Linked DNA regions of Homo sapiens: all the other regions are linked to region 7. Evidence: chromatin loops called from intact Hi-C (ENCODE). Cell type or tissue: heart right ventricle. All regions are shown on one strand. Links, peaks and the distances in the headings refer to the core of each region. The heading gives the core; the rest is flanking DNA. Region 1 has its middle 210 kb from the start of LINC01052. Region 2 overlaps PCDH9 (protocadherin 9). Region 3 overlaps PCDH9 (protocadherin 9). Region 4 has its middle 39 kb from the start of MIR548X2. Region 5 has its middle 25 kb from the start of MIR548X2. Region 6 overlaps PCDH9 (protocadherin 9). Region 7 overlaps PCDH9 (protocadherin 9).

Region 1 (4,351 bases), core at 218-4,217, 1.6 Mb before region 7:
CTTTTCTCAATCACACACTCCCAAACTTATTTAATCAGAAAATATATTTTAGTATGTTCAAACACATATGGACTCTGACCATGTCCTTACATATGTCCTATCATCCTAATAAAAGCCACCACCATCTCTCACAGGGTTTACCGTAATAAAGAAAAAAAGAAAGGAAGGAAGAAAAGAAGGAAGAAACGAAGATGAGAAGGAGGATGAGAGAAATGAAAGTCAAAACTCCTTACCCTCTTTATGAAAGCCTTATTTGATCTGGCCCCAACCATAGATCCCATCACACTTTTATCTTACCTTCCATGCTGATCCCAAATTGTAGCAGTAATTTTGAAATATGACAAACTCTTAGGAACTTAAGAGTCTGCAAAATAGGTATTCTGATTTCCTGGAATATACCTCTTCCTTTTTCTATGATTTCAAATTTCTGTTTAAATGTCATCTTTCTGCCTATGCAATCTAAAGAAATTTTAAAAATCACTATCTCAAAAGAAAATCACTACCACGTCACTTAATTCCCTACATAGTGCTTAGTGCTATCTCGCATATGACACACATACACATGCACCTGTATACATATATAATTTGTCTGTATCTCCATATTAACATATAAGCTCTTTAAGAGCACCACATCAAGTGCTTTAATTGCATTAAGTACAAATGAATCCTGGCCATGTAAAACAGTGACTGGTAAATAATATTCATTAAGTAATTACTTGTTTAATAAGCAAATGAATTGATAAGATTGAATATTAATTATTCTAATATTTTAGAATTTTATATAATTGGAGTAACCAGACTAATTCCATTAAATTTCACTTTAAGTTTCAACTCAAGCCAACCATATCTGGAAGAGATTCTTTTTTAAAGAATATTGGAAAAATGTACTCATTTAACAATATTTTACAACTTCTAGTACTGATGAATTATTTTAAACATACTTTATTGCATTCACTGAAAATAAGGTAGCCAAATTACATTCTCATAAATACAATGTATCAAAATATTTAAATATTTGCTTGAATATCCATATTATTAGCTTCTTACAACCAAAGTTGGTTTCAAAATCCCTTTTGCTTTAATATTTTCTTCTGGCTAACATTCATCAAGTGTTCTTATACATTGTACTAGCACATATTTTGCATTTATCAGAGTTCTATGTTTTTTCCTAAATAGATTTGCAGGGCTAGAAACAACTAGAGATTAAATAGCAACGTGAAGGTATTGTAGAATAAAATGAAAAGTGGCCACCCACAATCAGAATTGATAAATTTAAATTATGTCACCTAAATGCAAACTACTAGTAAATATGCTAGTGTATCACAAACAGAAATTAATTCAAATACGTTCTTCTAGAAGATACTTGGCAAACATTGGATGTGATTTTCCTATGACTACCTGTCTTCATAAACTAAGTGTAAGTTTGAATTCTCTGCTCTCTATATGGCTTAGCTTTTTCTATCAGGGCAATGCCAATGACATGTATTTCATGATATAAAGATGATGAACATTATGAGTTATTTTATATAGTGCTCTCAATCTTTATTGATATAAAAACACATTAGTTCTAAAGCTTATCCGCAACTCAGGGCAATTAAGTGGATCTTCCTACAGTTTTAAATGAAGTATTTCTGGCAATTAGCAGATAGAAAATGATTTTTTTAAGACGCAGTGACAGCAGTAGAGGACAAATCCCTTAATGCTATGAGAAAGCAACAGTGTGCATGTAGTAATTTTTTAAATGGCATTAATACTGTTAATCATTTTGACCTATCTTCATTGACCTTCATAGTTATACTATCTAAAATTGTTATCCAATTGTTAAATTTTGTTGCTGTGAATTGCTCAAAAAGTAAGCTAGATGGTGCTAGAGAACACCATTCCATTTACTATGTGATAATATTTATAACCTATTTCTTGTTGATAAGAATGACTGAAAATGTTGAGACCCATTACATTAATCTGAAATTTAGTATCACACTATAAATTTAACATAAAGGATTTATAAAGATATCAAACTCAATAAAGGTACAAGATTAAGAGGAAGTATATATTCATAAGCTTATACTAAAGTATAAGATATCACAATCCCAAAATTATAGAAAGTCTATAATAAATTTTTATGGCAAATAATTACTATTATTTTAATAAATCTACGGCACATGCATATTTTTATCCTTTTGGGATAACTTTTTTTTCTTGCAGATGTTAAAAACTGGGTGATATGGTTTAAATTGCTAAACTACAACTGAGTTATGCCAAATATCTATTTAGATCTTATCTAGAGCTCATCTTAATATTGCTATTAACATCACTTACACTCATTTCTTAAGGAAAACTAATGTTCGAATTAAAAATAACATTTTTTTAAACAAAAGGAGTCCCTTTTGGTTTAAATCAGATTTGTGTAAATAAACTAATCAATTCAAAGTTTATATGCAGAGTTATGCCTATCAAACTTTTTCCCTTACATATTTTATATATCATTTATAATGTCATTAAATTTTCTTTCATTATCTAATAAGAAAATTTCCAAAATATGGTGCAAAGAAAATTTAGAAAGATTTTTAGAGGTTGGTGTATTAGTTTACCAGGGCTGCCATACAAAATACCACAGACTGGATGCCTGAAGCAACAGATATTAATTTTTCCACTTTTCCGAAGGCTAGAAATCCAAGATCAAAGTATTGCCAGGATTGGTTTCTAGGGAGACCACACTTTTTGGCTTGTAGATATCTTCTCATTGTGTCCCTCTGTGGCCTTTTTCTCTGATGACACAGAGAGCTCTCTGGAGTCTCATCCATGTCTTATAAAGACACCCATCCTGTGGGATTAGGATCCCACTCACATGACCTCATTTAACCTCCTTAAAGGTTCTATCTCCATATGCAGTTAAATTAGCTGTTAGAGGTTCAATATATGAATTCTGGCAAGACACAGTTCAGACGAAAATGGATGCTTTTGAGTCATCCTTGAGTCCTGATGTTAGGACTGATGTTTAATCTCTTCTGATTGAGCTCTTACTTACTCAGGTTCAACTGGTCTCTACCAGTCAACACGGATTTCCAGCAAAATTTCTTCTCTGGAGGGTCATGGACTGTACACAGCTTCCTTTCTCGTGTTCTTCCTGTACTACTTTCTGATCTTAATGACAGGCCTATTAGGACCTACCCATTTTGTTAGCATGTTGCTGTCCTTGCAGAACTGAGAAAACCTGTCTCTGTGACGGTGCTCTTAATTCTTTCTTTCCAATTATAATTTCTCATCTACTTCTAATCCAAGGCATGGGATACCCTGTAGTTCAGATGCCATGAGTAATGTGGGCACAAGGAACTTTCCAAACTACATCTTGAGAAACATGAGGAAAGCTACATTGCATGAGAAGTTTCCCAAACCTAATGAGTGATCCAATTGCCCTTTAATCTGAATTATGATACTACAGTGAAGAGAACCAACATAATTTTTACTGACCTTTTGTCTCTATTCTCACTCCTTGCTTCTTTCCTTTTCCTACATAAACTTAAGGGCATTATATTTCCTCTTCAAATGTTGGCTGTTTCTTTAGTCATTATCTCTTTCTTGCCTGTGCTATTGTTTATTTGAAACCATATTCCCTTTTCCCAGACACTGAGACTCATCTGCTCATCTTTATTGGAGAATATATCTGGTAAAAAATAAGGGTTGTCAAGAAGGTAAGTACACTGTGGTGTAGATGGTGGATTCAAAACATATTATGTTGAGTATCAATCTTAAAGTATAGTATAGCAGACAATTACTACTAAACGTTTGCTTTATTTTTTCATTAAGTTTAAGCCCTATTCAATTTTAATTGAATACATTATGCTAAATTTTCTCATAATACTCTTATCCTACTATTTTTATGTTTTTTTATAATATCTGGTCTTACCAAATTTCTCACTGCCTAGATTAACATTTTTAGAGGATAAAAACTAAGTAGATCCTGCACACTTATTCTTGCATTATTAAATTTTTCTTTTGAAATAATTATAGGTTCATAGGAAGTTTTAAAAATGTACAGGGAGGCGTTTTCTACCCTTCACCCAGTGTCCCGCAGTGGTACCACATTGAATAATTACAGATAATGCCAAAACAAGAGAATTGATATTGGTTCCACAGAGCTTATTTACATTTAATCAGTTTTTACATATATTACTATGCATAGGTAGTGCAATGCAACTTTTTACATGCATAGATGTATGCATTCACCACCACAATTGAAGATAAAGGACTGTTCCATTACCTCAGGGATCTCTTGTGCTATACCTTTATGGCCAAACTCACCCTTCTCTTAAGAGAGGTCCCAATCTCTTAACTCCTGGCAACTACTAAT
Region 2 (4,351 bases), core at 157-4,156, 230 kb before region 7:
CTCTTTAATTTGTTTCCACTTCACAACTCCCTGACATTCTTAGATAATTGTAATGGTTGGTTATATATTTATATATATAGGCTAATTGATTACTTATTTCAGGCATAAAGCCCTGAACAAGTTTGAACTAGTCACAGCAACAAACTGAACTGATAAAAATGCCTGCCTTAGAAGACAAAAAATAGCACAGAAGAGAAAACAGGCCACAGAATTTCCTCATTAAGGATCTTCTAGGGCCAAAGTATATCATATTGTCTATCAGTTGTCTTTATTAGCATGTAAATCAGAGATAAAGAGTGAAAGTGTTGCGTCACTTCAAGCTCTGACTCCTAAAAAAAAAAAAAAAGATCCTGAATGGACTACATCTAAAATGTAAAATAGCAGCAAAGAAGAAAACATGTCTGGCCATACCATATGTGAAGGAAATGTTTAACATTAAAGTTAAGACAATAAAATTTAAATTTCCCATGAAATGAACTCTAGAGGGGACAAAAAATAATTTGCAATCTTCATAAAGTGACTCGTCTCATGAAACAGAAGTATTGCTAACACTAGTTATCATTTCAGTGATTCCACAAAGAATTTCCCACTAAAAATACTTAGTTTTTATGTCATGGAATACATAGTCACCATTTATGAAATATATATTTAAAAGAATAAATGAACATATATTAAATTTAAAAACAATTAACCAAGAAAATGGTTGTATTTATTTTCCTGAATTTACCTGATATTTACTTGGGATACTGAATATGAAAACGTGACATCAATAATTCTAACTTCCTAAAAAATATATTTGCTGCTTGTAAGAGTAATCATTTCAGAAAGCAAAATTATTAGTATGATGATAAAATAAATGAAAAGAACTTGGGTAGCTTCTCTGCTTTTTACCTGAAGCTTCTGATTTACTTTGAAGGGACAGGGAATGGGGAGGCTGAATTAGTGGACCTCCCTACCAACTTGCACAAAGATGATGAATAGGGAAAAAGATTCAAAGTTTTGGCCACTATCATACCATTTACTATTTACTTTATCCTCCTCATACCTTGGTTTAAAATGCAGGACAGGCATACAAAAGCTAACAAGGGTGGGAGGAAAGCAATCAATGAGTGAATAAGCTGTGAAATAATCTGGTAAGAATCCTGATTTAGAAAATCATTTTTTAAAATTACGTATCTTATAATCACACGAAAAATATTTTCAATGGCTTGAGATAAATGGGATCAGAATTCTATAATCATTCAATTATATTAAGTCCCTTTAGTGGCTAGAGGGAAATTGGATTTGCTGATTGATTGATCGATTGATTGTCTACGGCATTTGCATCAGCCGAGATCTAGTTGGAATACAGAGAGCCCGTTAGTTGTTTAAACAGAGAGAATTTAACATGGGGAATTGTTAATTGTTGGAGGACTAAAGGTACAAATAAAAAGTGAGAAAAAGAAAGAAAGAAAAAGGACACTGATGTAGCCTAGTAATGAAAAATTGCGAGAAAAACTAGAATACCTGTAGAGCTTAGGAAACAGAAGGAAGGATTTCGGAGTTATCAGAGACTAAAAGTCTGGCACAGAGCCCTATGGAATTGGGACTCAGCCTTCCACGGAGAGGAAACTGACTGGCGACTCTTGGTAACTCCAAGAGAGAGTGATGAAACTGATTCCAGGAATGCAAAAAAGAAACCAAGAAACTGGCACTGCAACCAGCAAATGGCTGCTGCCAGGATGAAGTGCCATTGCTGCGGCAACCCTGAAAGGAACGGCCTGCAAAGCCGGACGCAGTAGCTCCCCTCACCCCGCCATTCGGTCTCCCTCTAGCGTGCCCTACTGGCCAAACTTATTAAGAAGCCAGATGGCAAAGCGGATATGCAGAGCGCTGAGACTAGCCCGGGGAATCACAAAGCTGGTGGGTTTGGAGCTGAAAGATAACAGCTTAAAAACTGGCACTGACGTTGAATTAAGGAAATTAAGATGTGATAACTGATAAGAATTCTTTCATTCTAAATCATAATATTATTCTGTGGTAAAAACAAGCTGAGGTACTGACTCCAGAAATAGAGCTGAGCCTGTCCAGAGGCTAGATGGCTGGGGACTTCTGAGAGCAACAGAAAAGATGAAAATGTTCAAAGCACAATTTTGTCATCTGATCTCCTTTTTTGAGTCTCCTTTGAAAGAATCACTTCCTCGGTGCTTCAGTGACATTCTCTATAAAACTGTACTGACTTTTTACCCTACTCTACGCTATATATAAATATAAGCCAAAACCACATAGGACCTGGCTATATTTGGTATGCCTCATCTATCATGGATAGTTAATTTGTGCATTCATCTTTTAAAACTAATAATGAATTTCTAAAACCTTTTAAACGGGCTTAAGTTTTGTAATCCATTTACGGAACATGCCTGCAATGAAAAATTAATTATTAAACAAGAGCCTTGGGAGGACATCAGCGGCCTTGTCACCCACGCACTTGATTGATAACATGTCAGTTTCCAGACCACGGAGGGTGCTGACAGCTCTCAAATTTAAACCCGGAAGGGTAATGCTAAGCATGTCATGGCATAAGTCACATTTTTAAATTATTTTTTATTAAATGTTAGATAGAATAAATTCATCCATGCCTCTCAAACTCAGCCTGATTAAATGAGCTGGCACTCTTTCAAATGTAAAGCATGGTTATGGCTTCTCAAGGGCATCGGAAAGGCTGAAGCATAAGACACGGTAAATACAAAAGGCAAAAGAGGTGGACAGTGATATATTCACAAGCACCACGGGCGAAGTGAGGTTTTTAAAAATGCTGAGGCTAACAAAACAAGGGCAGCACGGTCCCCAAATGGTAAATGCACCTGCAGTGAGAGACTCTGCTTGAGTGCTGGTGCATAAAAGTGTCCACCACTAAGGGAAAAAAACAACAGTAACAACAACAAAACCCTAAGAAACAGAAAGGAACAGCTGTAACCAATTTTCAAACCCTAAGTTTTGAGGTTGGGTTAGGAAGTTAGAATTGTTCCATGTTTGTGTCAGTTCTACCCTTTAATTTCACAAAGTTAAGATGGTTTTCTGTGACTATAAAAAAAGAAAAGAACATCTGTTATAGTGTGTCTTCCTGTAGCAAAGACTACTGCTTCTTGAGCTTTTCTTCTTTCAGGCAAACCTCAATCTCATTCTATAAAAAGATTGAAAAATTATGTATATCAAATATACTCGAGCAGTTCAGAGAGAACATATCATCTGCATTACTGCTGTCTAAAAATCCTCTGATATACTGAATTCAAACTAAAAGAACCTAAATGAAGAAAACAATAATTTACTTAGACCCAACTGGGTCACAATATTTGAAAAATGATACAGATTATTTTCTCTGTATACTATGAATTATTGTATTAACTTCATTTATTTTTTTTCAATAATTATTTGCAATTAATTCGGCTGATGGGCTAAACTCTCCAGAAGATACAAATATGTGAACAACACTGTCTAGTCTTGCAGAGCTTTGTATTTAATGGGAAGATACAGTAAAGGAAAATGTTCTGTCTTATCTGAGAGGCACAAGGAAAGTGCTATGTAAACTGAAGCTTGGGTTCTCAGAAGAGGTTTCATTAAGAGAATATCTTACCAGCGGGACATTTTATTGAATGTTACTATTTTTCCAGGTAGTTGGAGTACATTGGTGAATAGTCACCACTCTCTGCCCTTGTGAAGCTTGTATTCTAGTGAGTACAGACAAGTAATATTCAATACACAGTAATAAATATGTTATATGACATGTTAGAACATTAGTGTTTAAAAAAAAAAGAAAAAGCACAGGATAGTTGGGATTCTGAGTTCTTCATGCTGGGAATGAGTGATTATAGTTTTAATTAGGGTGGGTGAGGTAGGCCTCACAGAGAAAGAGATATTTGAAAAAAGATTCTACTACATTCTTTCAACTTTTAAACTAAATAAATTTAATTGTTAAAGAATAAGTAATTTGATATGTGAAGAATTTTAATAAGCATTGCTAGTGTGAGAGTGTTTCAAGAAAGGAAATAGCATCAACATTATAAATTAAGTTTATGTGTATGCTCAGTGCCTAGTACCAAACTGACATACAGTAAGCACACAAAAATGTTTACTGAATAAATGTACAAGTAAACTGATAGTATTATGAAATCCCTGAATGAATGTGTCTAAATGTGAATAGTACTGTTTGGCTAGTAAGTGTCTGGTTTCTTGCAGAATCGTAAAAGAAAAAGCTAACAAGTTAGGTGGAGACCTTACTCCAAATGCAAAATTAAAGGATTTTTATAGAAAATTCAGTATAGAATTGAAAACTAAGTTTTTAGCATCAAGGAAGAAAAGAACAGAGAAAAAG
Region 3 (4,351 bases), core at 188-4,187, 390 kb before region 7:
ACGTCTCTGGTACATAACATTCTATGTTTTCTATACTGACAGTGTAGCTGTCCTTCTTATTTAGGGAGTGGAATCACATTGGAATTGGGCACAATTTCTCATCTTTGTAGTCTTCACAATGTCTAAAGATTATATTTACAAGGGCATGTGATAGAAACCTAATTTTTAATGGGTGAATAATTGAAATATAGTAATTTTGACATTTCTCCCTATTTCTTCCTATAGTTTGAGTTTAAGTTAACAACTTCATATAGAAAAAAAATCAAATGTTTGCAGAATAGGCATTTATGAGTATATGATCATTAGTTTCCAGATTTAAACCTTGGAGAGGACGAAGAAACCAGTTTTATAAATTTGTAATTTAAGCAAATTATTTACTGTGCTATTTAGGAAAATATGGATAGTAGCCAATCAGTGACAGAAATGACTTGTCTATGACCTGTGCTGGTTGAATAGCTGATAATGAGCTGGCAAACACTGAAGTTCATTGAAACTGCTACCAAAATATCTGTTTCTATGGGGAGAAAAAACTTTTGTAGAATGAAAAAAATCTAATTTATAAATCAATTTTTTGCAATATGGCACACTTCATATATACATAATCTTTATACATTGATGTCCCTTCAACATTTGTTTGGCAACTTGTTATTTGTTATCCTGAATATAATTTTATATACCTATGGTCTTTTTTTTTTTTTTTTTTGAGACAGAGTCTCACTCTATTGCCAAGGCTGGAGGGCAGTGGTGCAGTCTTGGCTCACTGCAAACTCCGTCCCCCGAGCTCAAGCAATTTTCATGCCTCAGCCTCCTGAGTAGCTGGGATTACAGAAGCCCACCACCACATCCAGCTAATTTTTGTACTTTTAGTAGAGACGGCCAGGCTGGTCTCAAACTGCTGACCTCAGGTGATCCACCCGCCTCGGCCTCCCAGAGTGCTTGGATTACAGTCATGAGCCACCACTCCCAGCCCCTGATGGTCTTTTGGTTTCTGAACTTTTCAAGGAATGCATTTTATACAACTGTACCCAAAATTACTATTTATAGATATCTTAAACATTGTAGAATCTCACAAAAACACTAGAATGCTTTCGAACCCTTGGACATTTGCTTTGAAGGAAGTACAAGGTAGTATACTGTATTGTTCATATATGTAGCTATTTAACACTAACTGTAAGATGCCAATTCATTGCACATTGGGGAATCTAAAAATTAACCTTTCTGGTTGTGTTTCAGCTAGAACACTCTATGAAAAGAAATATAGCAAAGAATCAAAATGCATAATGTTTACTCAAATGCCACTAATATTTAAATACATCTGTAAGTGAAGCTTCCTACTGATCCACTTAACACTTCAGCAAAAGGCTAATGAACCATGGAACGCTTTGCTCCTCTTCCTAACCTGGATGCTATGTTTAAGAGAATGCTCTCTTTTAAGTAATAGCAGGAATACTATTTAAGTTGAGGTCAGAAAATATCTATCTAGTTAGCTAAGTTTTAAACTTAAAAACAATAACCTAAATAATTGGGACAGATCCATAATCATTACAGAAGTTTATTTACATATGCAGGCTTTACTGGGCTTGGTTCTGTGGAGAGACAGAATCCAAGGACAAGGCCTGGTATGTCCTGAGGACTGACTACCAAATTGACATAGTCACTGAAGACAATCGTCAGCCAGGCCTAGTTCCAATGGGAAACAATTTCCTCTGGCAGCTTTTAAAGTCTGTTTTTGTAGGAAATTGCCTCTTGGAGCATATAAAGCTAATTCATGGCGGTTCCCAGAACTCCCGCACACCCGGCTGGAGCTCCCCTGTGGATGAGGCTGTCTTGTTGACATAATCGAGCTCGGCTCTTGGCAAAGCTCCAGCTGTTTGTGTGGAGCCAGTCAGATTAGGCTGAAAGCCTCTAAATCTTCCAAAGTGTCCCCAGGAAGGGAATATAAAATGGTGATGGTGATATGGCAAGACCCAGGGAACACAGCAAAGTCACGACATTTGTATTTGGGTCTGTCATTGTGATTAAATAACACAGAATTTGTTAGTAGATTTAGCAGAGGTCACGACACAAAAGTGATGGATGATCTGCAGTTCTATTTTTGCCCACTGAATCTGTGTTATATGCCGGGTTAACTTTTCTTTGGGGATTTGTTATGGTGCTACAAAACCTGTCCTCCTGCTAACCACCCAACAATTTTTTTTTATGCTAGAATGTCTATAAACATCTGAATTAATACATTTACAACCAATGGACTTCATTTCTTTGGCATGAAAAGTATTAGAAGACTGTTATATATTATACAACTGAAAGAGAGGACTGCTTTTAATTTGACTATCCTCTCCCCATTCCGTTTAATACATACTTATTAAAGATTGTCAAGGGCAAAAAATGTTATTTACCTCAATTATAAAAAGCAAGCATGAAAAAAACTTAAATATGACCCTAGACACTTAATTTGAGATAAAAGTTAAAAATCAAAAGCATATCATTTTAAAATATAAAAGAACCAGCATATCTTTTTCCAGGTGTGAGAAATACCAAAGTTTGAACATTAAAGTAATATTAAGTGAGTTGAAACATGAGAAACAAAGAAAGCAGCAGCTATACACAGAATAGATAGAAATAAAAATGAGAAAAACATTTAGTCACATGGGGAAACAAAGTTGAAATAAAGTGTATATTTGTTTGAATTTGATATTGTCCACAATAGTGGACACTGAAGTTCAAAACAAAAAGCAATTTCTCTTATACTCTTGACCCCTCTTTCTCGATAATCAAAATCTGACATGAGACCTCTCCCCAGTAGTTTAGGATAAATTTGACGACTGGAGATTCAATAATCTTTATGTTATCCAAATTTTACTAACTATCCTTCTTTTATCATATTCCTTCCTTGTTTAAATATTATTTTCATGTATTTTTTTAAAAAATTACATAATGTTCCTTTTGTTTGAAATGTCTTGCTGATACCTAGTCTTATCTGCCTATCAAACTTGACCCTCTTAATAATTCCGTTCAATTTCCTTTCTTTGTTGTATCTTCACCTCAATCCTACACTTAACAGGAGCAGAAGTTAAATCTATTCTCTGTGCACCTACATCAGCACTCATTTCACTAAGCAGTAATTTTTACTTTTAATCTGTGTTATCCAACAAAAACTGAGCTGTTTGAAACCAGAAATGCCATTTTCCCCAACTTTTGCTATATTGTTGTCTAGAAGAGTTTCTAGGGCTTTGTGGAAATTGAGTAATGTTTCCTAATAAATCCATCAGGGACTTGCCTTGTTTCTGACTTTCCGTATGTTACAATCGGTGGGTAAAAGTAAAATCCTCGGTCAGATTTTCTTTTCTTGAATTCCAGATCTCTGATGTACCATCTGGAATAAGTGACTTTTTTGAGCTTCAAAACTTTCCTATAAAATAGTCTACCTCATGTAGTTCTACCAGAGGAATAACAGCGCTCGAGTACAAAATTTGCTTAGAAAAGCTCCAGTATTTAAAATGTGCCCAAGTATACGCTAAAAATCAGCACCCTCCCCATCACCTCTTGTCAGCATCCACATAAGAGACCACCTGTGTGGAAACAATGAGGATTTCCTTGGCATATGTTCTCACGCATGGATGGAATTGCTAGGTTATAGAACATGCTGAATTTCTGAAGGTCAACTGCTTCAGCTTGCACTTTTGAGGTATACTGTTAGCTGATGCTTTTTATTTTAAAAATTTTCTTCCTTAATTCCAAAATCTCCCCAAAATGAGTTCTCTTTTGAGTTTCTCTTTATTTTGTACTTAATAAATACAGAGCATTTAAAATTTCCCAGGTCCTTTTCTGAATGTTCCACGAGTGTTAATTCCCTTGGTCTTCATGAAGTAAGGTACTGTTAGTGGCTTCGTTTTACAGTGGGGAAAAGTGAGGAATGAAGAAGTTAACTGACCTGCCCACAACGAGGCAAAAACATACGGTGGAGCGGGAGCAGCCTGGCTCCAAAGACCCTGCCCACGACCGCTGCGTTCCTCTGCGCCAACTCTGAGTTGTTCTGCCTTTTTAATGACTTTACTGCCCTCCTTTCCTTTACTCTCTTTTCCTTGTCCCTTTCTGCTTCCCTTCTCTAAATTAAGTAACGAGGAAGGGAAGGAGGAGAACAACACTGTGTAGGGGACAGAAAACTTTCATTTCTTTCTGTTCTTATTTCCAATGTCGCTCTGCTCTGATTCCTACTAAGAAAAAGTGCAAAATATTTCAATTCTTTATGCCCAAATGACTTTCTCGTTAAAAAACGACCTTTCCAGTCATCTTTGTGTAACTATGAGGTATTGGTAATATTTTCATCAAATAGGCTTCAAGGAGATAAAAG
Region 4 (4,351 bases), core at 110-4,109, 1.3 Mb before region 7:
TTAGCTGTTTTTGGATAGTTATTAACTTTGTTCAAATAATTTCTTAACTTCTGTTTTAACAATGATACTTTATATAAAATTTACAACTTACAAAATATATACACACATACTTTTTTTTTTTTTAAGATGGAATGTCACTCTGTTATCCAGGTTGCAGTGCAGTGGCATTATCTTGAGTCACTGCAGTCTTGCCCTCCCCAAGCTCAAGTAATCTTCCCACCTCAACCTCCTGAGTAGCTTAGACTATAGGTATGTGATATCACTCCTGGCTAATGTTTTTTTTTTGTATTTGTTGTAGAAACAGGGTATTGCCATGTTGCCTAGGCTAGTCTTGAACTCCTGTGGTCAAGTGATCTGCCCACCTCAGCCTCCCAAATTGCTAGGATTTCAGGCCTGAGCCACCATGCCTAACCATATAAATCTATTTCTGCACTAATACTACTGAATAGAAAGGATACCTTGCCAGGTTGAAAATCTGTGTATTATAGTGTCTCATATCTTTTGAATCAACAGGAGATATTAACTTACACACCAAAAAAGAAATAGTGCTAAAAATACATAGATTTAAATCTGTATGAAAATATACCTTATTCTCAAGAGCCAGAATGCTCTGCAGATGCTCATCCAAAAGACAGTCAAATGATCATTCAATGTCTATTTTTCCCTGTTTTTATATGACACAATATATTACTTCATAGCATAGCAATATATTTGGTTCATCACATTGAAATTTAGTGCTAACTACCCTGATAGTTTCCGTGTGCCCATAGAAATTATTTTCTGTTTTGAAAATAGCAGTGTAAGAAGGACTATATCTATTCCTTTCATTTCACTTTGAACTATAAGAAACGGAGTGTTACAGGTCAACAATATTTTCCAGTTTTTAAGGTGACTATTTCCCTGGTTCCTGTTAAGCAAGGATGAAATATTATTTCAAATATCTAAACAAAAGTATTTACCATTCATATCCTACCTTTAGCTGGGTGAGTCATTTGATGGCAATTTTCTATTATTTGCATAGCACATGTTAGAGTTTAGAAATAAACAGACATATGTCATTCAAATTTTTATAGGAAAGTGTTTAATTGCTGAGAAGTAAAACACAAAATGACCTCGCAGCATAATTATAAAAAAGAAGCGTAAACACGAAAACAAAGGGAACAGAAAGGCAATGCAATAAATATCACAATCAAACACTTCTTTCATCAAAATATCAGTTCCCTTTTTAAATTCTGAAGTGAATGCTCTAAATTTATTGTTGAGGCTGCTTTAATATTATAGTTTGATGTACTATCTTCGAATTGATCTGATGTTATAATCAACCTTGGGTCAGTAACAGAGACAAAATCCATAGCTTCATGCCACTTAACTAAATAAATATCAACATTCAGGTGAAGGGCTTTGGATTCTATGATTTTACACGTTCCTCACCTAAGTCTTATTATCAGACAATTTTGGTAATTGATGTGCTAATATAATTGTTCTCAACACCTAATTGGGTGTCAACTTTAAGTTCAAAAGGAGCTATGCCAAAGAAGCGTTTTTACGTTTCTCACTCTTTATTTTTCTGTACTAGTGAGTATAGAAGTCTGGTTTGAAAACAGTGATAATATCAGATAACTTCAGGGAAAAAAACAGTGTTTTAAAAACTTTTGGATGGATGGGCTGTAGTCTGAAGTACTACAGGAAGGGAATGCAAACTCGTAACTAGAGTATTTGTCAATTCCAGTTAGTGTAAAAAAAAAACACATACACCAAATCAATAGTGATGAAGCAGGATATTTCCCCGATCCCTTCGCGGGACTCGTGACAGGCGTGCGTGTGCCTCGTTTATTAAGCCTAGCGCTCTCAACTCCTTGCAGGAGGGAGTGTGCGAGTGAACAAGGCAGGAACTAGAGTGCAGGAGGGCTGGAACCAGCCAGCTGCTTTGGCGCGGTGGGATCAAACTCCACTACTCAGAACTACTGCGTTTCACTCCTCATGGGAGGGAGCATGCAGGTGAGCAGGTGCAGGAACTGGAGCTAGCAGTTTTGGGCACCTTCAGGAGCAAACTCTATGCAGGCCCCCTAGCAGCGTCCAGGTGGGGGCGCCTGCAACCTCTGAAGCCCCAGAGGATATGTTACAGTGCTCTTTTAGCTCTGCAGTCCATGGATGGCTTATATATTTACCTCTCAGTGAAACCTCTGCCTTTTCACATGAGGTGGCTGCCCTCCAGCAACAAGGGCAAAGGGCCAGCGTGACAGCCTTTTGTGTCCACACTTGTGGTTCCCGAGATCTTGCCTGGCATCCAGGAAAAGTGAGGTCGCAGTAACGAATTGAAGGATAGTAAATGTAGGGGATTTTATTGCCAATGAAGGTTACTCTCAGCAGGAAGTGGAGCTGAAAGGGGACAGGGTGGAAAGGTAACATTTCCCTGGAGTGTGGCCATCTCTGGCAGGATTCTTCTCAAAGTTATGACATCAAGCTGTCCCTCTGAAGTCAAGCCGCTTCTCTACAATGTCCAGCTGTAGTCTCTGACGTCCACCTGCTTCTCCTCTCTGCCGGCTTAGTCTGAGGTTTTTATAGGGACAGGATGCAGGGTGGAGGGGTCATGGGTAGTTTAGGAAAAGGCAACACTGGAGCAGGAAAACAGGGATAGAATTTCTCACTTTGGGCAGTGGGTTTCAGGCTTTTGGGTTTAAGAGTGGGGTTTCGCTGGGAACCTGCACTTTTCTGCCTAGAATTTCTCAGCCTCATGTCCTGGAAACCAAATGAATAAAATATATTGAAGAAAAGAGAGTGTCCAACTGCTACTGAAAGGTCAAATTCTACTGACAGTTTATGTATACGGGGAGGGAGAATTGACATTAGAGTTTACCAATATAAAGATCAATAGTGTTCACGGAAAGAAAAATTTTGATGAAGTAATAGGAGCAACAGTGGGCTTAACAGGGAGTGAAAATAGAAGAATTAGACACAATTAGTATTGACAACTCTTTCAAGGAGTTTTGCTTCAAAGGAGAGCAGAAGAATAAAGCAGTAGAAAGAAAGCAATGTTTTGAAGACTGACAATATAGCAATAAATTTGTACAGATGGAAATAATTCAATGAGGGGAAAGGAGTAGTGATATAGGCAGGAAAAGAATTGAAGGAATGTTCCTGAGTAGAGAAGAAGAGATGGAACCTAAGAAGGCCTTAGGAATACATAGTTCATCTGTGGAAGAGAAGTTGAATGAGGAGGGAAGAAAATTGTAAAAGGTGTTAAGAGAAGGGGAAATTAATGAACTAAGGAAATATGATTTCTAGTCAGCATTAAAAGCTCACATGAGGTTTGCAGTCATGAAATTAAAGTCAGACCACCAAGATGATATTTCTTTTTCCATACATGGTCTGTTGCTTTGGGTCCAGGTATAGAATATTGAGAAAATCAGACATATCAGGATTAATTTTCCAAGTGAGTACCACAAACTAAGAAAACAACAAGGAAGCTAGACATATTGAAAGGGATTTAAAGTGATTATTAACTATGAAATTTAAGCCAGATTAGGAGATAAATAAAAACTTCAAAGAAGCAAAAGATTACTAAAACCAGTAAAATAAGTAAATTGGAGATCCTAATAGTGCTAAAAGATTTTTAGAGTCAAAAACCTATGGGAGTGAGATGCATAGATAGGAAGTAGTTATCATGGAATGTGATGCATAAAACTGAAATTATAGAGAAATTGCAGTGAAGCAAGGTCCAAGGCATGACCATGAGGGTGAGTGACTGAGATAGAGGAAAGAAGGAGAATTTAAGAAATTGAGAATTCAATGTTTTCAGAGAAGTATCTATGTATATAGTATAATAAACAGGATTAAAATAAACAGGAGTAATGAAGAGAGTTACAGTAAACCAGGAACTAACAAATGGGGAAATGAGGAGGAATAACACAGGAAGCTGGACAAAACAATGAGGAACGGTAGGTGATTTGTAGTCCAATTACATGATATTCAAAGTTAAGTATTCATTATATGAACAGAACTAAAGACAAAAAAACACAGGATTATCTCAATAGATTCTGAAAAGGCTTTTGATAAAATTCAACATCCCTTCATGCTAAAAACTCTCAATAACCAGGTGTTGAAGGAACATAACTGAAAATAATAAGGGCCATCTATGACAAACCCACAGCCCACATTATACTGAATGGGCAAAAGCTGGCAGCGTTCCCCTTGAAAACTGGCACAAAACAAGAATGCTCCCTCTCACCTTCAACATAGTATTGAAAGTCCCATCCAGAGCAATCAGGCAGAAGAAAGAAATAAAAGCATCTAAATAGGAAGAGAAAAAGTCAAACTATCTCTTTTTGCAGATGACATTAATCTGTACCTA
Region 5 (4,351 bases), core at 78-4,077, 1.3 Mb before region 7:
TAATATTTGTCGATTATCCATGATTTGGTTTACAAATCTAGTGTAATCCTAGGCATTTGGATCTTAATACTCATGGTTAGTGTTAGCTATTGACCTGAAAGTATCATTTATTTTATATTTAACCTTTCTTTTCATTCATAAGTAATCACTGATTCAAAAATTTCTCTGAATATACATGTATGTATTAAAGCCAAATAATATGAGTGAAAATAAAATCCAAATTTTTATCCTTAAAAAGAGATTTCTTTTTTTATTTACAGAGAACATGGATTTTAAAATGTTCAGATAGACTTCTTTAGAGAATAAAGGTGGAGTAAATACTGAAACCAAATTTTAATTTTAGCAACCAGTAAAAGCTGTCAGGCCAGGGCAGGGAGGTGGAATGTATCCAGGGAAAAAGGCCTGTCCACCTGGCTCTTCACATGTATAACACATCCCAGAGCTACAGGACTTAGCAGAAATTGAGCTGGGGGAAACTGGGTTGGAAGAAGGGATGAGTTCAACTTGACTAAAAGTGGTGTCTCAAGTAGGCAGCATAGGCAGCACCAAGCTTCTACATAAAGAGGTACAGATAACAATGCTAGAGGTGAGAACAAAATAGTCAATCCAGTGAAAACTGAATTATAAACCAGCTAGATATCTCAGAATAGTACAGTAGAGAATCAGGATATGGCATCTCTGAAACTTTGCCAAAGTATTTGCTGCTCTCAGCCAGCTCTTATTGGCCTGGTTGTCATGCTTATCTCTCGAGGAACTTTTTTTTTTTTTTTTTTTTTTTAAGACGAAGTCTTGCTCTGTCGCCCAGTCTGGAGTGCAATGGCGTGATCTCTTCTCACTGCAACTTCTGCCTCCTGGGCTCAAGTGATTCTCCTGCCTCAGCCTCCTGAGTAGCTGGGATTACAGGCACCCACCACCACGCCCAGCTAATTTTTATATTTTTAGTAGAGACGGGGTTTCACCATGTTGGTCAGGCTGGTCTCGAACTCCTGACCTCAGGTGATCCACCCACCTCAGCCTCCCAAAGTGCTGAGATTACTGGTGTGAGTCATCGTGCCCAGCCCATCTCTAGAGGATTTGAAAGGCACTGCACATCCTCAAATATTTGGAGAGGAAAGAGGAGTCTTATGAGGTTTACAAGGTCAGTAAAATTATGCTTCATTGTTTATAAATGTTCTATTTGAAGTAACTTAATTAAAATAATTCCCTTTTCCCTGTTCCACGATAACATGCACTACATGTATGGAAAATTAATGAAATGCTATCTTTTGGCTAGACAGAAATTGTCATTATTACTGCAAAAGATGAATCTTAAACAGTATTCTAGAAAAAGAGCTGGACTGAGAGCCAGGACCCTGGCTTTGCCATTGTGCTCCTGGGCATTTCACTTATTCTTTCTTAGATTCAGTTCTCTCATCTGTAAAATGAGCAGGTTGGGCCAGATAATCTCTGAGGCCTATTCCACATCCATAATTGTACAAATCCATCATTATTATCACTACTTAATGTGAACAGCTATCTTGTCAGTGTATACATATACTGATTCAAAGCTGTTGGCTTAATATAATGAGACTTTAAAAAATGTCTGTTTAATTTTTCATAGAAAGAAAACTGAAGTAACGGATTGAACAAATTTTAAAATAATGTAATTTAGGATGCTGATGCTTTTATTAGAATAGATAAAACATGGTTTGATTTCCTATAACATCTATTCATGTTGCACCCTCTTCCAATATTTTCATACAGATTTTCCCTCTGCCAACAGCAGTAACCAATTTTAATTGAATGGGGGAAAACAGTTCTGATTGTCTATGTCATTCTATTGGATTTCATATCATTGAATTTCAAACCAGTTTCACTGGGACCTGCCAAGAGTGGCTTATGCCAACCTCTGAGTCTCCTTGTTATACTTCTATCCTGGGTAGCATTGTTTGCCTTTTTGTCTGCTCTCTGATTAAACTGACATCATTTTGCCTTTTGTGACTCTGGTGTCATTTTCTGTTGACAGTGTCTAGTAACGGTAACAGAGTGGTGTCCTTGTGGAATGGGTAGCAGCCATTGATTGGTTAGGTGTATTAATGCTGGCCTGTTAAATGACATGCAGACGTGTCTTTGTGCTAAATGGCAGCTGAATGGGTGCCAGCGAGAGAGGTTATTAAGCACAGATAAGAGGCAGCACCTCTATTCACTGGCAATGTCACTTTCTCCCATTTGAGGAGAGACATTTGTTCAAGACACTTTTTTTCTCCTCTCACTGACAATACGTAAGGCAGAAAGTTGGTGTCTACGTTGCTGCATGGCTGCAGAATAGATTGTTTCGAGAAGGTGAACTCTGGAAAGGTACATTTAGAATGGTTTTTACTTAAAACTGTATTTCAATGAATGTAAACCTTCAAATAACAAAACTTAAATTGTTAACACTATCAGAAAAAGCAATCGAAAGCACAGTGAAAACAGGTGTCACTTATCATTGCTCTTTATCATTTGGAAATGAAGAAATAATTTTATCTTCTCAGGTCTTTAAAGAAAATATTGCCTTTTAGTATTAATATTATAAAATATTAAACATTTTGAAATAAGCAAACAGCAAAATATAACAGAACTATAAAACTTTTCAAAATAATTTAAGAATAAAGTGGTGAAAATATTCTTTGTTTTCATTTTATTGCTTAAATTTTCAGGTATGAATTGTATATGGTTTCAGATATCAGGTATATAACAGACTTAACATTGTACTTACTATTGAAAGCCAAAAAAGTCTTTCTGTTCTGAGGAAAATGTCTTCAGTTGTCCTCTTCCCGTTACAAATTAAGCAATGCTGACATTTTCTGTTCAGGTTTAACTGATACTGGCTAGGCTTGTTATTTGTGGTTTTTGCTTTACTTTGAAATATTCCCCAAATCCTAACTTAGAATCAATCACACTTTAAGAGTTTAGCCTGTTGCAATGATTTATCTCCTATATCTTCCTTCAGTCTCCAAATTTCTATGAACATACTCCTTTTTGTCTTAACATAAAGCAATTCTTAAGATTTGCTTATAGAATGTATTAAATATAATTACTAAGTTTAAAACATTCTGCTAGGCACTAAGGACAGAAACAAATGGACAAATATTAATCCCCTGCTTCCATTATGTTACCTCTTTGAGCCTCTATTTTCTTTTCTGTAAAATGAGAATTGCAGTATATCAAAAAGTTGTTCAGGGGTTTTAAATGAAATAGTGTATAGGAAGCACATAGCTCATTGCAGGATGCAGAGTTAATGATTACTAAACATAATGTCTTTATCCCCAAACCATCATAAAATAATTAAATCACAACCTCTAGGTTCTACTGTGTTTGAACCATGTATCAGATTTGTCCAAGAACCATTCCTTATAGATAATAATCAAGAGATCAAGAAGTGAGATACGATCTCTGACATGTTTATTCGTAACTCAAATAGAAGACAGCAGTCGAACATATACACACGAAGAAATATATGTGTATTATTTACTTGGTGACTGATATGTAATCTGCACTGTTGTTATTGTTGTTGTTTGTTTGTTTGTTTTCAGAGACAGGGTTTAATTCTGTAATCCAGGCTGGAGTGCAGTGGTGTGATCATAGTTCACTGTAGCCTTAAACTCCTGGCTTCAAGGGATCCTCCCAACTTGGCCTCCCACAGTGCTGGGATTACAGGTGTGAACCACCACGCTTGACCTTGCACTGCTTTATTTATGACTCTCTAAAATCTAAGTCTCTTCACCCATTGGGATGATATTTCATTACATCATGATAAAGTTTTAAGACATAATTATATCAAGAAATTCATAATTATAAATTTTAAGGTCTTTAATTGCCTTTAAAATGGTTTATGATTTTCTGCATATCCTCTTGTGCATAAAGTTTTGGAAACTTCTTGATCATAGGGGCCCATTTATGTGCCTAAATTAAAAGAAAATTCAAATTGTTTATTAGCTGCTACTGTAGATGTTACAACGTTCTCAGGTGTATTATTGTTTCTCAAGACCTCAGGTAAGATTTGAGTTAGTTATCTTAAACACATATTTGGGAGGTTGAAATGGATTATAAATTGTTCACTTGAAACTCAGTATATTTTGGCTTGAGAAACTACAAATTATAATGATTCTCAGAACCTGATATTAATAATAAATATATTTTTATTATGCCATGAATTCTTAATGTTTTCCAGAATATTGGGTATTGTTTCTTATACTTTTAAAATTTACTCTGCCAAATATAAATGTGCACACATCATTTTTATAGCTTTTGAAAGCACACATTGTGCTTTCTTAAGTACATAGTTTACTATTATCTGTAATAATAAGTCAGACTCAAAGAACTCCAGCCA
Region 6 (4,351 bases), core at 282-4,281, 600 kb before region 7:
TATGTCTCAATCCATTTATTCTGTTCAAGTAAGTGACAATTCATTTACCGTCACTTACTTGAACAGTTTATCATTTATTGAGCATCTACTGTGTTTCAGGCCCTTTAATTTTTATAAGAATATTTTCAGATATTAGTAGGCTCATTTTGGTGGTTAAGTATCTGAGACTTAAAGACCATGTTGACACTAATTTTACATGGATATGCTCTAAAGAAACTGAGATTTTAACTTCTATGCCCTACTGGCCATGACTTTTTATAGGACAAAGAAGGCTACATTGCATACAAACACACACACACATACACACACAGACTTTACTTCAGTAAGATCTATTCATCCCATGTCACTTGTTTAAAGTATCACTTTATCTATAGAATCTTTATTGATTCTTTATCCAAGGCTTATTCTATGCTAAAACCCACTCTTTGTATGCTTACTAGTATTTATTCTAACACACTAATTTTATTGGTATCTAGTACTTTCTCTCCTACAAAAATCAGTGTTCCTTTTTTTTTTGTCTTTTTTTATGGTTTATAAAATCTTCATAGCATCACTGCTTCATAGCTCATAGAACAAAATTGCAAAACAATTTCAGGAACCTCACAAATTCCTAAAAATCTACTTGTGGTCCTCTTGGACCAAGTAACACAGACTAAGAATTCTTGCACTAAACTGGAAGTTGTTTAAGCTTACTGAGTCTTGGTTTTAATGTCTATCCCCCAAACCTAACGTACTACCTAGTACATAATTGACTTAACATGAATGTTTGCAGAATGAATAGATAAATGAATTAAAAAATGGGTGAATTATGTAAAGCTCAAATGAATAATGTATACGAAGATATATCAAGGTAACATTTATATAAGTTTAATGTAAGTTTCTAAAAGTTTAATATAGACTATGGCAGACAAACTCTAGGGTGATTCCTCATGATCCCCACCTCCTGATGTTTATGACCATTTGTCACCTTGAGTGTAGGCAAGACATGAGGCTTGCTTCTAACCAACAAAGTAAAGCAAAGATGATGGAAAATCACTCTGATGGTTATGTTACATTACATAAGACTCTATCTTGATACAGACATACTATAGAGACCTTGTCTCTCTAGCTGGCCTTGAAGAAATAAGTAGTAATGTTAACAGGTCTACATGGCTAGCAGCTGAGTGTGACCTCTAAGAGCTGAAGGCAATCCCCAGCTGACAGGCATGGAGAATAGAAAAGTGACCAAATAGTCCCTAGAGATTAATGAGGAGACAATTGCTAATCAAATAACTGTACCTATTTTCTTTGAGGAAAAGGTATAAGGTTCATGATAAGAAAGTATTGTTCCAGTGAAAAGAACACTGATAGAGGAGTCGGCGTATATGAGTTTTATTGTAGACTCATAAACTATGTGGCTTCAGGCAAAGCACTTTCCTTTTTATGCCTCTGTATAAAACACTGTTATACAGGATGATCTGTAGGGTCCTAAGATCTAAATTTTTATTAATCTAGTACCAAAGACAAACAAAAAACAAAGCAAAACAAAAACACTAAAAACTGCAGAAGTAGTTCTCTCACAAGTTATTTATCCTATTGAGAGGTGACAGAATGCTGGCAGTCCTCACAGCCCTGGCTCGCTCTCAGCGCCTCCTCTGCCTGGGCTCCCACTTTGGTGGCACTTGATGAGCCCTTCAGCCCACCACTGCACTGTGGGAGCCCCTTTCTGGGCTGGCCAAGGCTGGAGCCGGCTCCCTCAGCTTGCAGGGAGGTGTGGAGGAAGAAGCGCCAGCGGGAACCGGGGCTGCGCGTGGGGCTTGCGGGCCAGCTGGAGTTCCGGGTGGGCGTGGGCTTGGTGGGCCCCGCACTCGGAGCAGCCGGCCGGCCCTGTTGGCCCAGGGCAATGAGGGGCTTAGCACCCGGGCCAGCGGCTGCAGAGTGTGTACTGGGTCCCCCAGCAGTGCTGGCCCACGGGCACTGCACTCGATTTGTCACCGGGCCTTGGCTGCCTCCCTGCGGGACAGGGCTTGAGACCTGCAGCCCGCCATGCCTGAGCCTCCCCCGCTCCGTGGGCTCCTGTGCGGCCGAGGAGCCTACCCTACGAGTGCAGCCCCCTGCTCCACGGCGCCCAGTCCCATCGACCACCCAAGGGCTGAGGAGTACAGGCCCACAGCGTGGGACTGGCAGGCAGCTCCACCTGCAGCCCCGGTGCAGGAGCCACTGGGTGAAGCTAGCTGGGCTTCTGAGTCTGGTGGGGACGTGGAGAACCTTTGTGTCTAGCTCAGGGATTGTAAATACACCAATCGGCACTCTGTCTCTAGCTCAAGGTTTGTAAACACACCAATCAACACCCTGTGTCTAGCTCAGGGTTTGTGAATGCACCAATCCACACTCTGTATCTAGCTACTCTGGTGGGGACTTGGAGAACCTTTTGTGTGGACACTCTGTATCTAGCTAATCTGGTGGCCTAGTGGAGAACCTTTGTGTGTAGCTCAGGGATTGTAAACGCACCAATCAGCGCCCTGTCAAAACAGACCACTGGTCTCTACCAATCAGCAGGATGTGGGTGGGGCCAGATAAGAGAATAAAAGCAGGCTGCCCGGGCAGGCAGTGGCAATCCGCGCTGGTGGACTTTCCCACTGTGGAAGCGTTGTGCTTTCTCTCTTTGGAATAAATCTTGCTGCTGCTCACTCTTTGTGTCCACACTGCCTTTATGAGCTGTAACACTCACCGCAAAGGTCTGCAGCTTCACTCCTGAAGCCAGCGAGACCACGAACGCACCGGGAGGAACGAACAACTCCAGACGGGCCCCCTTAAGAGCTGTAACACTCACGGTGAAGGTCTGCAGCTTCACTCCTGAAGCCCGCGAGACCGCGAACCCACCAGAAGGAAGAAACTCCGAACACATCCGAACATCAGAAAGAACAAACTCCAGACACGCCGCCTTTAAGAACTGTAACACTCACCGCGAGGGTCCGCGGCTTCATTCTTGAAGTCAGTCAGACCAACAACCCACCAATTCCGGACACACTATCAGCCGACTATTTGACCAACACATTGTGTTAACATTTAATTTCTCAAGCTTCTTAAAGATAAGATGAGTGTCCTATAATTAAAAATGCATCCCCAGTAGTGATTGTGTTGAGTCATGTACTATGTTAAACCATGTATTCACTGAAGGATGTTTTTCTGAATAGCAAAAGCTGTGGAGTCAGACACTCCTGAGTTCATATTTTGGGGCTCACCTGCTGGCAAGTAGGCTTTTTCTTTTTCTTTTTTTTTTGTTAAGAGACAGAATGTTGTCATTTCACCTGGGCTGGAGTGCCTGGGCACGATCATAGCTTACTGCAAGCTCAAACTCCAAGGCTCAGGCAATCCCCCCACCTCAGCCTCCTTAGTAGCTAGGACTGCAGGCACAAACAACTTCACTTGGCTAATTTTTAATTTTTTTTGTACAGACACGGTCTTGTTATGTTGCTCAGCCTGGTCTCCAACTCCTGGCTTCAAGTTATGTCCTGCCTCAGCCTCCCAAATCGCTGGAATTATAGGCATGAGCCACTGCACCCGAGTCATACTCAGCAGTTTTAGACAAATAACAAAATTTCTGAATTTCAGTTTACTTATAATACTATCTAATTTACAGTATTAGTGGGGGATCATATACAATGAATCAAAATATTTACAAGAATTCCTGGGTCATAAACAGGACTTATTAAATATTAACCATAAATGTCAGGTATTAAAACTATACTCAGTGAGAAGTTCATCAACTGATTAGTAACATAGTCTAGATAAAGTCAGAGGCACATGACAAGCAGGATTTTCAAAGTAAATATAACTTGTAATTTTGCACATGATTAAACAGCAGAAAATCCTTTAAAATAACATTTAAAGAAATATCAGATACAGAAATAACTCTATTCATGATTCTCAATGGGACAAGATTAAGACTTAATTTTGAATTAGTGGTAATAACTGTTCCTGATCTGAACACATAATTGTTTTTGTCTGCTTTTGAATTAGTGAAATTCTTTCATCATCCTAGTTATATTTGTTTAAAAAATAAGAATCCTCAAATGAAAGTCATTTTACCATTTTCTTAGAATTAATGGTTTCATTGAATTTTACATAGAGTTTATGATCATGTTAATGAGTTAACTTCTTAAGTAAATATGATTTACTGCTACTTGGGAATGGAATAAATCTTCCCCTGCAGTAAAAGGTAACAAAATTCAGTGCGATAAATACTGCACATTGTGTGCTTCATTTGTAGGGCAGTTGATTAAGTGTGCTCTAGGTCTTGGATATACTTAGAACACAGAGACACTATCTATTTGGTTGCCAGAAGGATAGCGGTCATGCCCTGCCTTCA
Region 7 (4,351 bases), core at 86-4,085:
GGGAAAGAGGCTGACACTTCCTGTTTCAATATGCTAAGGTAGTGGTTCTCAAAGTGTGGGCCCTGGACTAGCAGCATCAGTACCACCTAGGAACTTGTTAGCAATGTATATTTTCAGTCCTGACCTCAGTGGTACGAAATCAGAGCCTCTGGGGTAGAACCCAACAATCCATGTTTTAAGTAGTGCTCCAAATGATTCCCAGACATTCCACAGGGAGAATCAGTATCATATTTTAAAACAATATCTGTCAACAAGACCATTTTTCTTTTAGGCAAATATACCAATGAATTTTATCATTTAAAGCCTTGTTGGAATGGATAATGTTGTCGTTTTCATCCTCTTCACCTTTTGGCTGTAAACTTTGTTGTTTTTTTTTTTTTTACAAATAATTACCGAGACATGACCTTTTGCCAAAAAAAAAAAAGTAAATTCTTAACCTATAAAGGCTAATCGCACTTCCAAAAATTTGTAAGAAATAATCTGTGAAAAATTTAGTGACACATGAAAGCTTTATAAAATAGAGTGAATGAGGAATATGATTTACAGTGTTTCCTATGTTCTTTGCAGGTTAACACAAGGGAAAACAGCAAGGGGAAAAATATCAGACAATATAGGAATTGATGTACCACAAACAAATTCATGATGAAAACATCAGACGTTATGTTTTCGTTATACATACAGTATAAATGAGTGAAATTTAAGTTTGGTAAGCTTTTAACCAAGAATCTTGCATTTTACCCACATATCAATTAATAGCATAAAATGAAAAGATGGTGTGAGCAATAGTCGTCACACAACTAAAATCTTCACAGATTGTATTTTTTTAAATAAATTCCTTTGAAAGTTTTTGTAGCAAGAAATGTTACTCTTTCAAAATTGTGTAGCTTCAGGAGCACATTTTATATAAAAGCCACTAGTTAAAAAAGTTTTTACTTTTTAGCTTAACTAGAACATCTGCAGATAGCAATCATACAGTTCAGTGAAAACAAATTTTTAAAGAGTAGTATATATTTGATGTCGTTCATTCATAGGAAATATGCTTCTTTTATCCAAAAAAATGTACATATTACTTTGTATATCACTACCACTTCTCCACCGACTTCTATCTCTTTTCTCCAACATCACACTATTTCTTTTTCAGCATGAAAACTTTTAAAAGGTGTAAGCAAAGCCATTTTAATAGCTCTTTATCATAAGAGTGAATTACCTAGTTCCATATGAACATTGGAATACCCATAGGAGAACTGCAAAGTGACACATGGTCACAAGAAATTTCTAAAACGCACTTTAGTTCCAGTTAGAGAATTACTCAGTATCCTATTTGAAAGATTACATCATACAAAGACTTTTATGACTGACTAAGCCTCAAGAAAAGATCTCTTGCATACTTTGCTGAAATGCACTTAACATTTATGTCACTACACTATATATAGGTTCAACTTTTGGGGAGGTCAGAAAAAGTGGATCTATACATCAATGCTAATATCACCACGTATAGACAGAAAAAAAGATGATGCTGGAAGTATATCAGTACATTTCTTTGGAAAGAAAATGTCAGATTTTACATGAAAAAGTTTAAGTCATATTAGTTTCTCAACATAATTATGCATATCATAAAATACCATGTGTATTGTGAGTAACCATAACAGAAGTAAATAATTTAAAAAATTTTCTTTCTGTTCATTAAGAGCAACTTTTTAATCAAACTCATTTAGTTTCATAAATTACTTTTCTTATCATAGTTAACTATTTAACTTTTAAAAACCTTTACTAAGACTGAACATTTTTTAAATTTTAAAACATCAACCTCTTTTCAAATACTAACAAAGTTAACACAAAAATTAAGTCGTTCTAACTTTGACTTATATGTAATAATCTCATAGTCTCCTTTAAAATTCTATACTGATTAAAGTCCTTTCTTCCTGTGTATTTAAGCTGTAAATATTTGTACTTTTAAAACGCTCTACTGTTTAATATTTTACTTTAAGAATGGAGATTTTAGTTGTATGGTAATATGTATTATACTTGATGTTCTGGGAGTATCTGTATGACTCATTGTCAAAATTACTCTTATAAATATTTTATTACCATGAAGCCTTAAGTCCTTCCAGAGCAATAAATGATAGTTGGTAAGGGGGAAACTGTTTCAATAAAACATCCTACTTCACCCCACCCTCAGAAAATAAAAACTCTTGATTCTCCAAAGACTAATCAATGATAACTGTTGATACTGTTCTGCAAACTAATTTTGCTTTACTTGATTTTCTAAAATCTATGTGTTCCTTATTTATAAACAAGTACAGATGGGCCATCACCATAGGTGAACTCCATATCGACAAAGACAGAACTAGCATTACGAAATCCTAGAAAGTTGGTGTGCTGAGAGCTAATCACAAAAGAGCAAGCGAATGAACTTAAATGCTAGTTGCTCCAGAGCAACTATCATTAAATAAAAGGTATCTTTGGCTGTACTACCAGCTTGATCCTTCCCTCCCCCTTCTCCTTGCTACTGCGGGATTGGCACCTGGCCAGCACAAGCGACATGATACCCTAGTGCCATCTACAGGCTATTATCGATATTCAAATTTTGTGGCAACAGACAAGCACCAGTGAAATAAATTAGACAGCGCTGCATTTAAATCTTTATTAACAAGGAATTATTAGACCTAAGAAAAACTAATTCTGGATTTGGTTGAAATATGAGTTTCTCAGCCTCTTAATCCCTCTTCATATGGCATATTTCACAGTTTAAAATGAGTTATGACAGATCACTTATGCATTACTAAGATGAGAGAATATTTACAATGGATTCATTCTTTTCTTTTTAAATCAGTTATATTAGGCAGCAAGCATTCTTTTTTTTTTTTTTTTTGAAAGAGTATTTGGCCACTGCGGACACTAAAAATCTTTCTATTAAGTACCGAATTTAATATATTACAATAAAATAATTTGAAATCAAAGAGAAGACTTCCTATATGGCTTAGTTGCAATCTATCAACGATCATGTGCTTCACAGCTGATGTACATTTAATATTCTACTATCCTGTTTAGAGACTAAAAAAAAAATTAACCCCTTTAGCAACCATAGCTGCAACATAATTGCAGTCACACCTTCAAAAGTCATTGAAAACTTGAGATTTGAAGGTGACTTTTTAGATCAAAAGGTAAGGTGAAAGTCTTGAAGCAGTCAATTTGGAAACCCCCAGGAGCAGAATTTGGCATATCAGGACAGGTTTTTTCTTCTTCAGCAAACATTATCTTGGGACATTTTGGAATAATTTTCTCTTTTCATCTTTTGCCATTTGAAGGAAACTGAAAGGAGAAAATATTCTCAGAACTCAGAAATTTCAAAGCTGTTCTAAAAATTCTTGACTGAGCCCCAGAGGAATAGAAAAGGGGTCAAGTTTTTTTTTACCTCTTTCTAACTAAGCTAAAGTTAGACCAAAACAATAGACATACTGGCACGTTAATACTGGTTGACTGGGCACTTGTATGCAGTACTTATAGACCAGTAAAAGTGCTCGTTTACCTGTCTGGTGTGTAAGGGGCCCTTTGTCTTGAAGCCTCCTTGGGAACTGCACTCTGAGGCACTGAAGTGATCTGAACTAGTGGAAGAGCGTTTAGAAAGGGTGTCACAACCCCCAACAAAGGTGTTGTCCAAAGGGAGTTCCTGAATCACGTGGTGCTTTTTCACGGAAACTGGAGTGTCTGGTTTGAGATGAAAAGCAGGCTGTGGAGAAGCAGATTTGTAGTGCTTGGCCAGGTCAGGACTGTTAGGCTTGAATGTTGTTGGAGGTGCCGGGCCCCAGTCAAATCTTCCTATACTTTGCTCCTCCAGTTCAGCCGGCAGGCTTATTGTCCCATTGATAGGTTCATGAACTGCATCATCGGGTTTGGACTCTTCGATAGTAACAAAGTTCAAAAGAGAGCTTTTGGGAGACTTCCTTTTCTTTCTTTTCTTTTTCTTGTTTTGCTTGTTCTCCTGGTTTGGGGACATCCATTCGGCACCTTGCTTGCTCCTCTGAGCTGCTTTGAACCTTGATGCATGGCGACAGCGCACCAGAACGGTGACGAAGATCACAACAATGACCACCATGGCACCGGCGATGATGGCAATCATGATGGTTAGATAGTCCTCATTTTGATAGGGTTGGCTACTATCCCCTATGTTCCTGTCCAACGGGGTCTCCATAGTCCTGCGGATCAAGTCATAGATATAGGAGGCATTTCCAGCAGTGTCGTTAACATAAAGGAATACAAGCACAAGCGTGTGCAAAGACTTAGGGTACCCCAGGTCACTTATGTTGACCACCAAACGATGCAATCCCACATCAGTAGGTGCTGGTTTTTC

What was found. Hi-C counts contacts between places; a loop is a spot of excess contacts. Peaks named below come from ENCODE experiments on the same cell type or tissue, not always from the same donor. Only the 100,000 strongest peaks of a DNase experiment are listed, where the experiment ranks them.
Region 1: a loop joins it to region 7, with 3 times the contacts of the local background. A loop is called at or near these places in 42 of 110 quality-filtered maps.
Region 2: a loop joins it to region 7, with 7 times the contacts of the local background. A loop is called at or near these places in 22 of 110 quality-filtered maps.
Region 3: it touches region 7 in a loop (2.6-fold over the local background); 9 of 110 quality-filtered maps call a loop at or near these places.
Region 4: it touches region 7 in a loop (4-fold over the local background); 19 of 110 quality-filtered maps call a loop at or near these places.
Region 5: it touches region 7 in a loop (4-fold over the local background); 10 of 110 quality-filtered maps call a loop at or near these places.
Region 6: a loop joins it to region 7, with 9 times the contacts of the local background. A loop is called at or near these places in 28 of 110 quality-filtered maps.

What each region holds. Positions count from the first base shown.
Region 1 is chr13:65,655,068-65,659,418 of GRCh38, forward strand. No RefSeq gene overlaps it. Among named protein-coding and RNA genes, the nearest start is that of LINC01052, 210 kb to the right of the region's middle. In heart right ventricle, for the core only: a CTCF peak has its summit at 1,850; no DNase peak of the experiment used is centred there.
Region 2 is chr13:66,992,572-66,996,922 of GRCh38, forward strand. All of the region lies in intron 2 of PCDH9 (protocadherin 9), which reads right to left. PCDH9-AS4 (PCDH9 antisense RNA 4) reads left to right here. Exons shown (of 3, transcript NR_046637.1): 2 at 3,651-3,710. Among named protein-coding and RNA genes, the nearest start is that of PCDH9-AS4, 3.9 kb to the left of the region's middle. In heart right ventricle, for the core only: a CTCF peak has its summit at 1,820; a DNase peak (open chromatin) is centred at 1,800; H3K4me3 peaks cover 1,413 bases.
Region 3 is chr13:66,833,473-66,837,823 of GRCh38, forward strand. The region is part of intron 3 of PCDH9 (protocadherin 9); the gene reads right to left. All of the region lies in intron 1 of PCDH9-AS2 (PCDH9 antisense RNA 2), which reads left to right. Among named protein-coding and RNA genes, the nearest start is that of PCDH9-AS2, 10 kb to the left of the region's middle. In heart right ventricle, for the core only: no CTCF peak of the experiment used is centred there; a DNase peak (open chromatin) is centred at 1,839; H3K4me3 peaks cover 748 bases; H3K27ac peaks cover 3,349 bases.
Region 4 is chr13:65,924,906-65,929,256 of GRCh38, forward strand. No RefSeq gene overlaps it. Among named protein-coding and RNA genes, the nearest start is that of MIR548X2, 39 kb to the right of the region's middle. RefSeq lists an enhancer at 2,012-2,511. In heart right ventricle, for the core only: a CTCF peak has its summit at 2,072 (motif pointing right); a DNase peak (open chromatin) is centred at 2,066; H3K4me3 peaks cover 515 bases.
Region 5 is chr13:65,938,866-65,943,216 of GRCh38, forward strand. No RefSeq gene overlaps it. Among named protein-coding and RNA genes, the nearest start is that of MIR548X2, 25 kb to the right of the region's middle. In heart right ventricle, for the core only: no CTCF peak of the experiment used is centred there; a DNase peak (open chromatin) is centred at 2,136; H3K4me3 peaks cover 1,738 bases; H3K27ac peaks cover 1,416 bases.
Region 6 is chr13:66,620,190-66,624,540 of GRCh38, forward strand. All of the region lies in intron 4 of PCDH9 (protocadherin 9), which reads right to left. All of the region lies in intron 2 of LOC105370247 (a long non-coding RNA gene), which reads left to right. Among named protein-coding and RNA genes, the nearest start is that of PCDH9-AS2, 200 kb to the right of the region's middle. In heart right ventricle, for the core only: no CTCF peak of the experiment used is centred there; no DNase peak of the experiment used is centred there.
Region 7 is chr13:67,221,876-67,226,226 of GRCh38, forward strand. PCDH9 (protocadherin 9) reads right to left here. Exons shown (of 5, transcript NM_203487.3): 2 at 3,530-4,351. Among named protein-coding and RNA genes, the nearest start is that of PCDH9, 6.3 kb to the right of the region's middle. In heart right ventricle, for the core only: a CTCF peak has its summit at 2,567 (motif pointing left); a DNase peak (open chromatin) is centred at 2,526; H3K4me3 peaks cover 4,000 bases; H3K27ac peaks cover 702 bases.